Regions from separate parts of the Homo sapiens genome. Here region 1 is linked to region 2. Evidence: read pairs that join two places in POLR2A ChIA-PET (ENCODE). Cell type or tissue: PC-9. All regions are shown on one strand.

What was found. ChIA-PET counts read pairs that join two places held together with the same protein. Peaks named below come from ENCODE experiments on the same cell type or tissue, not always from the same donor. Only the 100,000 strongest peaks of a DNase experiment are listed, where the experiment ranks them.
Region 1: POLR2A ChIA-PET joins it to region 2 with 12 read pairs; 3 of 35 experiments call an interaction of 5 or more read pairs at or near these places.

Annotation. Positions count from the first base shown.
Region 1 is chr12:116,406,655-116,414,654 of GRCh38, reverse strand. No RefSeq gene overlaps it. Among named protein-coding and RNA genes, the nearest start is that of MIR4472-2, 18 kb to the left of the region's middle. In PC-9, a CTCF peak has its summit at 7,900; a DNase peak (open chromatin) is centred at 7,924; H3K27ac peaks cover 501 bases.
Region 2 is chr12:116,292,669-116,300,668 of GRCh38, reverse strand. No RefSeq gene overlaps it. Among named protein-coding and RNA genes, the nearest start is that of MED13L, 19 kb to the right of the region's middle. In PC-9, a CTCF peak has its summit at 1,500; DNase peaks (open chromatin) are centred at 1,408 and 4,635.

The DNA of each region.
Region 1 (8,000 bases), 110 kb before region 2:
ACACCACCACGCCCGGCTAAGTTTTGTATTTTTAGTAGAGAGATGGGGTTTCGCCATGTTGGCCAGGCTAGTCTTGAACGTCTGACCTCAAGTGATCCACCCACCTCAGCCTCCCAAAGTGCTGGGATTACAGGCGTGAGCCACCGTGCCCAGCTGCTCCTTAGTTTTGTTTCTTTTTTTTCTTTTTTTTTGAGATGGAGTCTCTCTCTGTCCCCCAGGCTGGAGTGCAGTGGCGCGATCTCGGCTGACTGCAAGCTCTGCCTCCCGGGTTCACACCATTCTCCTGCCTCAGCCTCCCGAGTAGCTGGGACTACAGGCGCCCGCCACCACGCCCGGCTAATTTTTTGTATTTTTAGTAGAGACGGGGTTTCACCGTGTTCGCCAGGATGATCTCGATCTCCTGACCTTGAGATCCGCCCGCCTCGGCCTCCCAGAGTGCTGGGATTACAGGCATGAGCCACCGCGCCCGGCCAGTTTTGTTTCTTGTTTTTTGCCTTGCTCCTCAGTATTGATGGAAATTTGCTTCTAGTAAATTTGCTACCCACCCTGCCATTAAAAAACCAGGGAAGAAAGCTTCCACGTGCTGCAAGCTTCCTCATCCTCCCAACTCCCCTGAGAGATAACATTAGCTTTCCTCATCTCAGGTGAGGAAACCGAGGCATAGAAAAGTGCAGTGACACTGGCTGGGTGCAGTGGCTCACGCCTGTAATCCCAGCACTTTGGGAGGCCAAGGCAGGCAGATCATGAGGTCAGTAGTTTGAGACCAGCCTGGCCAATATGGTGAAACCCCATCTCTACTAAAAATACAAAAATTAGCCGGGCATGGTGGCACGTGCCTGTAGTCTCAGCTACTTGGGAGGCTGAGACAGGAGAATTGCTTGAACCCAGGAGGTGGAGGTTCCAGTGAGCCAAGATCGCGCCATTGTGCTCCAGCCTGGGAGATGAGTGCAGTGACTCATCTCAGATTAATTAACTTAAAAAATATTTATTGGCTGGGCACGGTGGCTCATGCCTGTAATCCCAGCACTTTGGGAGGCCAAGGCGGGTGGATCACCCGAGGTCGTGAGTTCGAGACCAGCCTGAACAATATGGAGAAACCCCCTCTCTACTAAAAATACAAAATTAGCCGGGCGTGGTGGCACATGCCTGTAATCCCAGCTACTCGGGAGGCTGAGGCAGGAGAATCGTTTGAATCCGAGAGGCGGAGTTTGTGGGGATCCGAGATTGCGCCATTGCACTCCAGCCTGGGCAACAAGAGCGAAACTCCGTCTCAAAAAAAAAAAAAAATTATTGAGCCCCTACGATGGGCCAAGCACTGTTCTGGCAGTGAGGGATGCGACATTCAACAAGACAAGGACCAGCCCTGGGGTGAACAGTCACAAAGCTACTAAGAAGTTTTCCCAACTCCCGAGTCCTCAATTTTCTGTGTCCCCACAGGGCCAGTCTTTGTGGGTCCTAGGCACTCCTGCCTTTGTGGGCCCTTTCAAGCATAATTGTATTTTATGCTGCCTTAATATAAAGAGAAATATAATCCAGGCAGAATTAAAAATTAAGACATTTTATTCAATCCTGAAAGTTAGGGACTTTTCCCTTCTGATTTTAAGAGAAATGGAAACCGCACTGGGCCGGGCACAGTGGCTCACGCCTGTAATCCCAGCACTTTGGGAGGCCAAGACCAGTGGATCACTTGAGGTCAGTAGTTCAAGACCAGCCTGGCCAACATGGCGAAACCCCGTCTCTACTAAAAATCCAAAAATTAGCCAGGCCTGGTGGTGCATGCCTATAATCCCAGCTACTCGAGAGTCTGAGGCAGAAGAATCACTTGAACCCGTGAGGCAGAGGTTGCAGTGAGCCAAGATCGCACTACTGCACTCCAGTCTGGGTAACAGAGCAAGACTCTGTCTCAAAAAAAAAGAGAGAGAGAAATGAAGACATTTTCATGGGCCCTAGGCATTGTGTCTGCTGTACCTCATGGGTCCGTGGCCCCTATGTTCCTAAACGCTAGGGTGGATTACCTCCCTTTGAAAAGTGAGCCCTGGGTCTATCCACAACTGCAGGACAACCCGAATAACCATCAATGGATGAAGTATTGATGCATCCTACAGTGTGGATGAACCCCAAAACAGGCCGGCCGGGTGCGGTGGCTCACGGCCTGTAATCCCAGCACTTTGGGAGGCTGAGGCAGGAGGATCGCTTCAGGTCAGAAGTTCAAGACCAGCCTGGCCAACATGGCGAAACCCCATGTCTGCTAAAAATACAAAAGGTAGCTGGGCAGGGTGACAGATCCCTGTAATCCCAACTACTCGGGAGGCTGAGGTATGGGAATCACTTGAGCTTGGGAGGTAGAGGTTGCAGTGAGCCAAGATCAAGGATTGAGCCACTGCACTCCAGTCTGGGTGATGGAGTGATACTCTGCCAAAAAAAAAAAAAAAAAAAAAAAAAAAATTAGCTAAGTGGAAGAAGCCAGGCGCAAAAGGCCAGATAGTCTGTAATTCCATTTATATGAACTGTCCAGAATGAGTACATCCAGGGAGACAGAAAGCAGATTCATGGTTGCCATGGGCTGGGAAGGAGGGAATGGGAAGTGCTTGCTAACAGGTATGGGGTTTCCATTTGAGTCGATAAAAAGTTTTGGGGCCAGGCACAGTGTCTCATGCCTATATCTCCAGCACTTTGGGAGGCTGAGGCGGGTGGATCGCTTGAGCTCAGGAGTGCAAGACCAGCCTGGCCAACATAGCAAAACACTGTCTCTACAAAAAATACAAAAATAAAATAAAATTAGCCAGGCATAGTGGCGTGCACTTATGTTCCCAGCTACTTGAGGGGCGTGAGGTGGGAGAATCACTTGAGCCTGGGGAGACTGAGGCTTCAGTGAGCCAAGATTGTGCCGCTGCACTCCAGCCTGGGAGACAGAGTGAGACCCTATCTCAAAAAAAAAAAAAAAAAAAAAAAAAGAGTTTTGGAGCCTAGATAGAGCTGATGGTTGTACAATATTGTGGATATACTTAATGCCATTGAATTGTATGCTTTAAAATAGTTATTGTTAGGCCAGGCACAGTGGCTCATGCCTGTAATCCCAGCACTTTGGGAGGCCAAGGCAGGCAGATCGTCTGAGGTCAGGAGTTCGAGACCACCCTGGCCAACATGGTGAAACCCTGTCTCTAACAAAAATACAAAAATTAGCCGGGCATGGTGGTGGGCGCCTGTAATCCCAGCTACTCAGAAAGCTGAGGCAGGAGAATCGCTTGAACCCAGGAGGCAGAAGTTGTAGTGAGCCAAGATTGCACCACTGCACTCCAGCCTGGGCAACAGAGAGAGACTCCATCTCAAAACAACAACAACAACAACAACAAAACAGTTAATGTTATGTGAATTTCATCCTCATTTAAACAAAACGAAACAAAACAATACCAGTAAGCCCCGGGCTTCCCCTTCCAGCTTACCCTGGAGACCCTGGAGATGAGTGTCCCCCTGCACCCGCAAGCCCCAGGTTTCTGTTTCTGTTCCCATTTCCTTCCTCTGGAGCCCTCTTCCTTCTCTCCTCCCGCATCTGGTCTGTTTCTTCTCTCGTCCTGTTACTGGCATGATAGAAAGCCCCTTAATCCAGGAATCCTTGCTGCACTTCCCACGTGCCTCAGGCCATAGACCAGACACTGCACACTGGTGACCCTGGGGCCAAGTCTCATCCACTGACATATTTTCCTTGGCCCATACAGTGTTCTCAAGAATTTCCAAGAGTTGCCAACATTTCAAAACAGAAAGATTTCACACAGAACACACACACACACACACACACACACACACACGACTTCCAGCTTCTCTGGGGAAATTCAGAGGCGCCAATCACTCTGGGCCCTCATTCCCTCGTGGCTGTAGGAACCAGGCTGCTGCGACCCATTAGAGAAACCCCTGTCTCCAGTTTGCCACAGTCCTCACCACTCCTTAGAACCTTAGACAGCATCTGTTTTTCCTGCCTGGCCCCTATGGCTTTGGAGTTTGTCACAACAGCTGTAGACAAATGACTGAGCCTCTTCAGGCCTCATCATCAAAATCTAGGGGATGGATTAGGTGATCTTTAAGGGTTTTTTCAGCTGAGAGTCTGTGATAGCTGCAAACTCGGCTTTATTTATTTATTTATTTATTTAGAGCCAGGTTCTTGCTCTGTTACCCAGGCTGGAATGCAGTGGCATGATCATAGCTTACTGCAACCTCAAATTCCCGGATTCCAGAGATCCTCCTGCCTCAGCCTCCTGAGTAGCTGGGACTACAGGCAAAAAGCCAGTGTATCTGGCAAACTTCTTAAATTTTTTGTACAGTCTTGATTTGGTGCCCAGGCTGCTCTGAAACTCCTGGGCTCAAGTGATCCTCCTGCCTCAGCCTCCTGAAGTGCTGGGATTACTGGCATGAGTTACCATGCCTGGCCAAACTTGATTTTTCTATCTGCAGTGTCTGTGGGCCTGGGAGCCTACCCATGTGAAGGGTTGGGGATGGAGAAGGAGAAGTGGTTCAAAGATGCTGCTGGCGCCTTCACTCCCTGCCACTATGAGTCTTGGCTGCTAACAGCTCAGAGTTGCACCTTTTCCTAGAGGGCTGTCCTCGATCAAGTGGGAGCAGTCTCACCTTCTCTGCTCCCACCCCCAGAGCAGCCCACAGCCAATGACTGATTGACAAGGGTGTGAAGGGCCCGCCCCTTACCTCAATGAAGGAAATATTAATAACGAACTGCAAACTGTGTATCCAGAGCTCCCTGCGGGACCAGGCTGAGACTCCAGCAGTTGCCATCCTTAGCAACTCTCCTGCCCTGTCCTGCCTCCTCTCTCCTTTCTCCTGAGAACATGTCACTCAAAAAAACCACATCCCCCAATAAAGAATCCCCTCCTGTGTATGAAACTTGGCTCTCAATCAATCTAGGAAGGATATGCAACAGCATGGGATTTCGATTTAGAGGCATATGGATGGGTTAAATGCCTCTCACCGGAGTCCATCTTAGCCACTGCGCAGGACACATGATGTGATCGTGCTTCCTTTTGTGGTTTCCTACAAAATTGTGCTTTTCTTAAGGACAAAAATTGTGCCTCATTCATGTCTGTATCCCTAGCACCTAGCACAGTGCTTGTCTTCTCTTAAACAGCAGAAAGTGGCTGGTTGCATTGAGCTGAATGAACGTGTGTGTGTGTATGTGTGCACACACATGCGTGTGTACACACAGAAAGCCTCCTGGAGACCGGGTGCGGTGGCTCACACCTGTAATCCCAGCACTTTGGGAGGCCGAGGCAGATCACCTGAGGTCAGGAGTTCAAGACCAGCCTGGCCAATATGGCAAAACCCTGTCTCTACTAAAAATACAAAAATTAGCTGGGCGTAGTGGCACACGCCTGTAACCCCAGCTACTCAGGAGGTTGAGGCAGGAGAATTGCTTGAACACTAGAGGCAGAGGTTGCGGTGAGCCGAGATTGCACCACTTCACTCCAGCCTCAGTGACAGAGGGAGACTCTGTCTCAAAAACAAAAGGAAGCCTCTTGGAGCATATGAATTCTGGGCATCTGAGGCCTCAGTGTTTGTCCAGCTCCAACAGGACTACAGAAAGCCCTCGTTGCTGTAACAAAGTACCATAGACTGGGTGGCTTAGCAACAACAGAAATTTATTGCTCACAGTTCTGGAGGCTGGAATTTCGAGATCAGAGTGTCAGTATGGCCAGGTTCTGGTTGGGGCCCTCCTCCAGGATGCAGACGGCCAACTTCTCATTGTATCCTCGCGTGGTGGAGAGAGGGTGAGAGAACTCTCTGGGGTCCCTTTTATAAGGGCACTAACCCCATTCATGAATGACCTGATTACATCCCAAAGGCCTGCTCCTCACACCATCATATTCAGGGTTAAGATTTCAACATAAGGATTTGGGGGTGACATGAACATTCAGTCCAGCAGCCTCCACCCCACTGGCAGAGGTCTTCTCTCTTCTCTCTGTAACATTCCTGCAGAATGCCCTTGTGACCACAGCTTGCTCCCGCTGCCTCTTTCTGTTACGCATGTGAAAATCCATCTCCCTCTGGGCTAGTATAAATAATAATGGCTACTACTACTACGATCTTTACGATGAGCACCAGATTACGTGCTCTGTCCTGTTCACCCATTATTTCTAACCCGATGACAACCTTCCCTAAGAGATGGCTTCATATTAGCCCAGAACACTGGGGCCCAGCAATGGGAAGCCACTTGCTCAAGGTCACACAGCCAGTGGGATGGCAAGCCAGGATTCCAAGCCAGATCCTTCTCTTATTTATTTATTTTTTTCTCAATCGCCCAGGCTGGAGTGCAGTGGTGTGATCTTGGCTCACTGCAACCTCTACCTCCCAGGTTCAAGTGATTCTCCTGCCTCAGCCTCCTGAGTAGCTGGGATTACAGTTGCCTACCACCATGCCCGGCTAATTTTTGTATTTTTAGTGGAGATGGGGTTTCACCATGTTGGCCAGGCTGGTCTCAAACTCCTGACCTCAAGTGATGCGCTGGCCTCAGCCTCCCAAAGTGCTGGGGTTACAGGCATGGGCCACAGCATAGCTCATTTAATTTACCAGTCACCAAGTAGCTCATTTTAATCAGTTTCCTGATTTGGCAGGAGATGAAACAAAATGGGTACTCTCTTAGACACTGTAGTTGCCCTCCCAATAATTTATCCTAAGATATCATTCCAAATGTACACAGGCGAGGTGCAGTGGCTCACACCTGTAACCCCAACACTTTGGAAGGCCAAGGCAGAAGGATCACTTGAGGCCAGAAGTTCAAGACCAGCCTAGGTAAACTTGTGAGACCCCATCTCTACAAAAATTTTAAAAATTAGCCAAGTGTGAGACTACATACCTGTAGTCTCAGCTACATGAGAGGCTGAGGTAGGGAGACTGCTTGAGCCCAGGAGCTTGAGGCTGCAGTGAGCCATGATGGCGCCATTGCATGTCAGCCTGGGCGACAGAGTGAGACACCATTTCAAAAAAAAAGAAGAAAGAAAGAAAAAGAAAAGAATGTACACAAAGACTTAACCACAAGGCTCTTCCTCTTGACCTCTTTCACAGTAAAAAACAGAAAATCCCTAACCATACAACAAAGTAATAAAGGCTGTGATTGATATTCCCATTTCACTGATGGGAAGATGGTGCAAGAGATGTTAAGCAGCCTAGGAGTGGAACTCAGGTGGTCTGGCATCAGAGTCTGAAGCTCGGCACTATATGCTTTTGGCTTCTAGAAAAGCCTGAAAGGCTGAAAGTAACAGTGGTGCTCTCTCGGTAGTTGGACTATGGGTAGTTTGTATTTTATTGTGTTTAGAGACAGGGTCTTGCTCTATTGCCCAGGCTGGAGTGTGGTGGCATAATCATAGCTCACTGCAGCCTTGACCTACCAGGTTCAAGTGATCCTCCAGGCTCAGCCTCTCAAGTAGCTAGGACCATAGGTGTGCACCACCATGCCCAGCTAATTTTTTTGTGTTTTGTAGAGCTGAGGTCTCCCTATATTGCCCAATCTGGTCTCAAACATCTGGGCTCAAGCAATCCTCCCGCTTCGGCCTCCCAAAATCCTGGGATCACAGGTGTGAACCATCACGCCCAGCTGGTAGTTTTTATTTGTTTCCTTTTGGCCTATGCATACTCTGAATTTTCTACTGAGATCATCCATTGTTAGTATACTTTGCCTAAAAAGAAAAAGAAATACTATGTATTTAAATCAGTCAGTCAACCAACAACCAACCAATCCATCAGCTGCGCTATTTTTGCATGTCTTCTGTTGTAAATGAGCCACCTCCAGTCACAGCCAAAGTCACTGTTCCCAGTCATTGCAGCCAGAGGGGCCTTGCCCTGTGGTGTCAGCCAGGGCGTGCATCTCAGTCTGCCTCTGCTGACAGCTCCATGTAGGGCTTGTGAAATCAAGGCAGATTGCATAAGAGCGTCCCCTGGGGCCCTGGAGCTGTTTGTCACCCCTGAGTTATTTTTATTGGTTGTAAACTGAGCTCTCCTTT
Region 2 (8,000 bases):
AAGCAAAACGGAATAGAGAAAATGGCAAAACTAGGCCAAAGAAAGCTGGAATCTCAGTTATGTAAATCCTGCCCAAAATGGCAATTTGGGGGAATGTAAAGTCATCCCAAGCCCTGATGAATCAAAAGTCCTAAGCCATCTGCCTCCTAGACCAAGTGCAGCCAGGTGCCGGCAATGTGAGAAAACCCTTTAAACAATGCTCCAGAGAGTGTACATTTCCCTAGAGGGGGAAAACAGAGACTGGTAGAGCTCACCTAAGCAAAGAAAAAGGTTTCCTTCCTAACAGACCCTCCCAGGCTATTGCGTTTGCTGCTCAGATTCAGGCAGCCCCAACTTTATCAAGAAACACCAGAGCAGTCAGAGAAGGGGCAGAAAACCTTCAGCCTGGCCCCCAAGACAAACCCCTAAAAGTCTGGCAGGAGGCAGCCTCTCTGATTCCAAGCCTATATTTTTCATTTCTTGTTTTAACAGTCATAAACGCCTTCCGATGCCAAAGCAGAACATGACTTTAATCCAGATAAAATAAAATTCCTAAACCCTGAAAACTATACGGAGATTTACAGGCCAATTTTAAAAAGCGAGAGCCTCAGTCGCTTCCAAGAGCAGCACATTCCACATAGCCGGCCCTGGGTGCAGCCCCGTGGCCCTGCCTCCTGGGGATGAGGTCCCAGGACTTGCCACTCAGCCCTGAAATCCACAATCTCTTGGCAAAGTGACAGCAAGCAAATGCTGTTCTGCGTGTGGACTCTTCTCAGATTCCCGGGCTCTGGGGTCTCTTGGCTTTCAGGAGTCCTAATATGTTCCAGCTCCCCTCTCTCTGCCTCCCCTCACCCCCAGCTGTTGCAGAAAACCACAGTCAACCTCTTCTGGCTCTAAGCAGCCAAGTTTTCTCTAAGTAAACACAGAAAGTAGGAGAAGATCAGCTCTGTTCCATTCCCAGCACTGTGGGTTGGGTCAAGGCTGGCCAGGCAGCAACCCTGAGAATCTAGCTAGGGTTGGTTCCAGGGTAACCATGGGCTGCTGCCACTTAGGGGAGCCTTACTATGTGCTAGATGCTTTATTAACCTGATCTCATTGATTACTCAGGAGTTGCTATTAATCCCATGAGATTGGACCTTTACCTATTGAATTTAATCTTTTCGCCCCTCTAGGTTCACTCATCCTTTTGTCCTCCTACTCTGAACCTTTGGGGCTGAGCTGTTCCCGTTGGCTCCCTGGCCCTCTGGCCCCTAGTTGGGTTTGTCTAAGGAGAGAAGAGGCACTGGCAGGAGATCGGAGGAAGGAAGACAATGAGTTTGGGACACTTGTCCCCCACACTTCTCCTTTCTATGTTGCCATGGACTGGCTGTGCCTCTTCCAAATGCCACATTTCCTGTTGGGTGACCTTCTCCATACAGCTCCGCCTTTTCAGGTTTGGCAATTGACCCTTCTAGTCCTTGCAAGCCCAGGGGTAGTAACAGCACCTCCCTTTGCCAACCCAGGTATCACACTCTACCCTGTTGATAGTCCTAAATTCTGCCCACACCTGTGCAAATAATCTCTATGTTAAACTCTCCTCAAATTACTCAGTTTGAGTGTGCCCTCTGTTTCCTTCCAGGCTTTTAACCAATGCATGTGTATCGTCTCCAGGTTATAGATGAGGAGATGAAACTCAGAGAATTTAAGTCACCTGCTCAAAGTCGATTATCTGGGATTTGAATTTGGGTTGGCCTGACTCCAGAGTCCCAGCTCTTAATCTCTTAAATACTGTATAAAAAAATAAAATAAACTATTATTCAGTGCCCACTATGTGTCACACAGTTTGCTAAGCACTCTGTGCCTTTATTTCACAATGTCTCGCAAACACTTTATTGTAGGTACTACTTACTATCCCCATTTTACAGATGAGAAAACTGAGGCTCAGAAAGGGGGCTTCACCTGCCAAGTCCACAAAGTTAAAAAGGAGCAGAGTCAGGCCAGGCACGGTGGCTCACACCTATAATCCCAACAGTTTGGGAGGCTGAAGTGGGAGGATCACTTGAACCCAGGAGTTTGAGACCAGCCTGGGTAACATAGTGAGACCCCATCTCTATGAAAAATAAAAATAAAAAATTAGCTGGGCATGATGGCACATGCCTGTGGTCCCAGCTACTCAGGAGGCTGGGGTGGGAGGATCGCTTGAGTCCAGGAGGTTGAGGCTGCAGTAAGCCATGATCATGCCACTACACTCCCTCCTGGGTGACAGAGTGACATCCTGTCTCAAAAAACAAACAAAAAGGATCAGAGCTAGTACACGAACCTAGGGCTGCCCCAGCCTTTTAACCACTTCAAGTTCTGTATTGCAGAGGGGTCAAAAACAGATCTATGCTGCAGCTGGGAAATTAGTATGAGGTGGGACTTGGGTCTTAGCCTTGCCCATCTCCTCAATCCTAGAAGCTATCTTATCAGGGCTGCCCTCTAAAAACACCCCTCTGCACTGTGGTGTCCCACAGAAATCCACAGTATACTCTCTGCCTTTCTCCCCAGGCCCCAAGCCAACTGTTCCTAAATCACTCGGCTGGGTCCCCTTTCTTCTCTTGTTCACCTTAAAAGGCCACTCCCATCTGTCTGCCTATCATCATCTACTTTATTAGTTTTATTAAGGTATAACAGACATGCAATAGTCTGCACATGTTTAAAGTGTACAGTTTAATAATTTTAACTTATGTGTACCCCTGTGAAACTATCCCACAATCAAGATCATTAATATAGGATCATTCCCAAAAATGGCCTCATGCCCCTTTGTCATCCCTCTCTCCTGTCCCACATCCCAGTACCCAGGCAACTACTGGTCTGTTTTCTTTCTAGAATTTTATAGAAATGGAAACATACAGAAGTTTCTTTCATTCGTGTAATTAATTTTAGATTCATCCATGTTTTGTGTATCAATATTTCATTCTTTTTTGTGAATGAGTAGTATTGTGTTGTATAGATAAACCACAGTTTTTTCTTCCTTCCTTCCCTCCTTCCTTCCTCTTTCTTTCTTTCTTTCTTTCTTTCTTTTTCTTTCTTTCTTTCCTTTCTTTCTTTTTCTCTTGCTGTTTCTTTTTTCTTTCTTTCTTCTCCTTTCTTTCCTATTTCCCTGTCTTCATTCACCTACCTATCTTTCACTTTTTAGAAGTAAGCCTATTTGGAAAGATGTCCATCACAGTGTCTATATTTAATAGCAAAAATAGATCTAATGACCTACATCTCAGCCTAAAGGGAAAGGAGTAAATAAAGTTTGTTTACACTCACACAATGGAACACTATACAGCCATCAAAAAGAATGAGGTAGTTTTATGTGCTATCAGACTACAATGAGCCAAACTGTGGCCAGTCTCAACCAAAGAATCACATACCAAAGAATCACCAGCATTGGAAAATAATTGATATCTGAACTGAAGCCTCTTTGAGCAATCCGTACGATCCTCAAGTCTCCCTCATTGTAACAGCTACTTCCTTAAATGCTTCTCCTCATTTCCTCCCAATTTCAGTGTGGGCTATTATATTCTTTTCTTCAGGCACTCTTTCCTTCTTCATTCATCCACTCCTCCCCACTTTTTTTTTTAATTGTAAGAGACAGGGTCTTGTTGTATGGCCCAGCCTGGAGTACAGTGGTGCCATCATACCTCGCTGCAACCTGGAACTCCTGGGCTCACACCTCAGCCTCCTGAGAGGCTAGGACCACAATCAGGTGCCACCATGCCTAATTTTTTTTTTTTTAATTTTTGTAATGATGACGGTCTTGCTCTGTTGCCCAGGCTGGAGTGCAGTGACACCATCATAGCTCACTGCAAGCTCAAACTCCTGGGCTCAAGTGATCCTTCTGCCTCAGCCTCCCAAAGAGTTGGGATTACAGGCATGAGCCATTATGCCTGGCCTTACTCCCTTTTTGATCTACTCTGTTCTACCCCAGGTGGCTTCAGGTCCTTCCTTGTGCAAATTGCAAGTCAATGTACTCACTCTTAGCTTCTCCAGTCCCTGATGGGTCCAACAAAAGGTCTAGGGATTAGGGAGGCAAAGGCAGAATCTTCTTTAGAAGAAAGAATAGGTGAAAAGTTGATAAATACTTAGTGATATTTTCATCCCTGATATATGCATACACATACACACACACACACACACGAAGATGCCTATGACACGTTGTTGAGTGCAGAAAACAAGTTGCAAAACACTCATCACACTTATAATACCTCATTTGTTTCCTTCAGAAGCTTATGAAGTCCCAAAGGACAAACATTGTCCCCTGTAATCCAGTGCCTGGAGCATGGTAGATCTTTAAATATGCTGCTTTTATTGCTTCATTAGATATTTTTCAACATGTTAGTAGTGCATATCATGGAATGATGGAATTGTAGGTCATTTTCACTTGCTCATTAATATTCTTCCATATTGTTTGAATATTTAATGGAGAGCTTGCGTTTCTTTTCCTTTTGCTCTCTCATTTTATCTTATTTATTTACTTGTTAATGTTATTTTTATAATCTAATAAAGCAAAAAGCTTTTTGAATTAAAAAAATGTGAATGGAATGGTGAGAATTTAAGGCATTTCCTTCTAGTAGGGAAGAGAGATTTGGAGACTTTTGGCACCCATTAAATTACATCCATTAAGTAATACTGTGGGAAGGAAAACAAAACTCAAGCATCACAGTATCAAACCAATCCTTCAAGTTAGCAGAACCTCTGTGTTTACTTGGTGCATGCAGCCGCCACACTGACCCTTTCTCCAGCTTCCCTAACAGACTGGGATCTAGCCTGCTTCAGCTCCTCCTGTTGGTTTCTTACAGACTTTGGACCTCATCTGATGAGCTCCAGATACAGAGTCCACTGCGATAGCCAGAAGGGCTGTGCCATTCTTGTTTCATAGATATCCAATGTGCCCTGCCACTGTCCTTGATTCAATGGAAAACTGAAGAAATGGAAAGAAAAATTACTCACTGACACCTGGATAGTATGTTTAAAGTTTCTTTGCTTTGAATAGTTCTGTCTGCCCATTCATCCATCCATTCATCCATCCATCATTCATCTACCCATTCATCCATTCATCCATCCTTTCATCCATCCATCCATCCATCCATCCATCATCTATCCATCCATCCATCCATTATCCATCCACCCACCCATCCTTCATCCTCCATCCACTCATCCTTCATCCTCCATCCCTCCATCATCCATCTTCCATCCTCCATCCATCTACCCATCCATCCATTTTCCATCATTTATTCATCCATTCATCTGACCTCCATCATCCATCCATCTCTCTTCGCCTACTATCTATCTACTCTTCCATCCATCTGTCTATCATCTATTATCTATTTCTTTATACATAGGTCCCTCCTTTTCCTTTGACAATCTTTTACCTGGCCATTGATGCCAATGAGGCCAATGGATGTTAATATTCTGGTATAGCTGGAAAAAGATACAGATTAATAGTAAATATGATTCTCTGCTAAGAATCTGTTGGTAACCAGGCACCAGGCACAATGTAAAGAAATCAGAAAGTGCTAAGCTCATGGCCTGACACATACAAGTGGGAAAAAACATTCCTTTGAGTTCATTCCCTTGTTAGTGCTTGTAATTACAGATCTTTGCTACTGCTTCAATGAAGCCTCATGCGTTCATAACAACTGGTGTGAAGGGCAGGTTAAGAGGTCTTTCTGTATTAAAGAGACTGTTTAGAATCCTTAAACAAAATGAACCTTTATTCCTTTTGAGTACAGAGGAGACCCTGACAAAGAAAGGGTTTCCAAGTAGTAGTACTTTTCTTCTGCTCTAATCAACATTTAAAACTCATCTGGATTTGGCAGGAATTTATTTGGGTAAGAGTGAGGTGCTAAAAGCCTTACGGCAATTTACTCTTTTGAAGACATGGAATGCGCCCTGTACAATCTTCTTGACACAGTTACTCTGGTAAACTTTTCTTCACAGGTAGACTAAAGGTAAACTGCAGCTCAGGCCAGGTTGAATTATAACAAATGCCATTATTAGCACAGTTCAAATTAATGAGATTTTCCTTTACTTTAGTTTCAAAAGAGGCTAAAAGCCACTTAGTAACTCGATACCTCTTGTGAATCTCATTACTACAACAGTTTTTAAAACACAGTTTGGTCTTTGGTTACCATAGGAAATTGAAAAGGTCCAATGACTATGTTCCATTTTGGATCCAAGTTTTATGTCCAGGAATTCATTTAAGTTTGATGATTCTTTAATTTAAAAAATCCCCCACCAATGCTGGAAAAAAAATCTATTAACACACAGTGAACACATGAAAGGGATACTGACCAGTCAAGTCTTTATAAGCTGAAGAAGGGATAGTGACCAGTTTATTGTCTGAGTTCTATGCAAAACCAAAGATGAAAAGTAAACAAAACTTTCAAACTTTACCGTGTTTCTCTCCAAGCTCCTGCTGGCCACAGAGGCAAAAGTTTTTCCTTGTGTTTTATGTCTGGCAACCTCTTAAATTAAGTTGGATTTGTCCCAAGAACCAAATAACAAAATTAATTCATGAACTAGGGCCCTCCAGAATGTCTTTTTCTTTCATTTTGTTTAGTTACTTTTATAGTCCTTTCTTTCTTGGAAGTAATTTGGATTTGATTGCTTCTTCGTGAAATTCTAATGTCAAGACTGTGTCTAATTTCTGTTTTATGAAGAAATCTGGAAACTATACAAAGGAATGAATTGAGATGCAGAGTCAAATAAAATCTGTAATGTGATAACTCTATCAACTCTGCCTGGAAAGATACTGTATTTCAATTAGATCTTGAGACATGTTCTTACATAAACTGACAGCATCTGATTGACAGTGTTCATCTTCCTGGAAAACACAATTTACAAGGACAAGGTGGTGAGCTTGGTTCTGTATTCCAAAGGTACATTGGGTTCCTTGCCTCACCTAAGCCAGAATTGAAGTATGATGTAGCAGACAGGCTTGCTCGCACATTAAATCAAATTGCAAACGTATTAAAAATCCCCACCAAAAAAAAAAGGTATTTAAAATGTAAAGTAATAATAATGATACTTAGCATTTAAACAGTACTTTACATCTTCAAAGCACTCCATAAACATCGGTTCCAATTCTCCAGGCGTGCGAGTGGTCTTTGATGTGGAGAAGAGCTCTGCGCACAGTGGGGGAGATAAAGCTATATCCAGAAGAACTGGGCCCAATTAGCTAATTGTAACACTTTCATTTCTTTCCCCTGTTCAGTTTCATTTTTTTTCCAACTACCTTTTGTTCTCATTTAGATCCCTCACAGGGTCACCTACGCAGGCCTACTGGTAGTAACTAGGCTTCCATCCAAACCCATCCACAAGCCCCTTGCTGCATTCTTTCCCCAAGTTCACAGTGAAATAGTAATAACATAATACTAATAAACCAAAGTTCAAATGTATTACAATTTGATTTCTTTTATTCTCAGAGTTTGCCTTTCCAATTTTTCAATGCAGTAAAATGTCCTTTTATTTATAAGATGAGAGAAGGTACTGTGTTTTGTAGATAGTAGCTTTGGTTTTATTTTGATTTTTGATTCTTTCTTAGCAAAACAAGAAGTTGTCAATCCTATGTCAGTTTCCACAATTCTCTCAGGAGACCAGGAGACTGGACGCCTGTAACAAATCCAATAATTAGGGAGGCGCTGGTCTTGCTGATTCTGAGCCCCTCAGCAACATGGATTTGATATTCATCTCCATCAGTAATACTCAGTGCAGGCAGGGCTGCAGTGAAGCAAGGACCCTTCTGAAGCAGGTAACCTCCCCCACTCTTGGTGGAAGTATAAATCAGTATCACCTTTTGCAAAAACCTACCAAAATTGCAATCTTTCATGTCTTTTGACCCACAATTCTACTTCTGGAAGTTTGTTTTAATGAAAAACTCATGCAAGTTTGCAAATAACTATGCAAGCTCATGGATGTAGCCTTGTTTGTAGTAGTGAAAAACAGAGGAGCACCAAGGACCCACTAATAAGGGAATGGTGGAGTCAGGTGAGACACACCCAGTAGTGGAA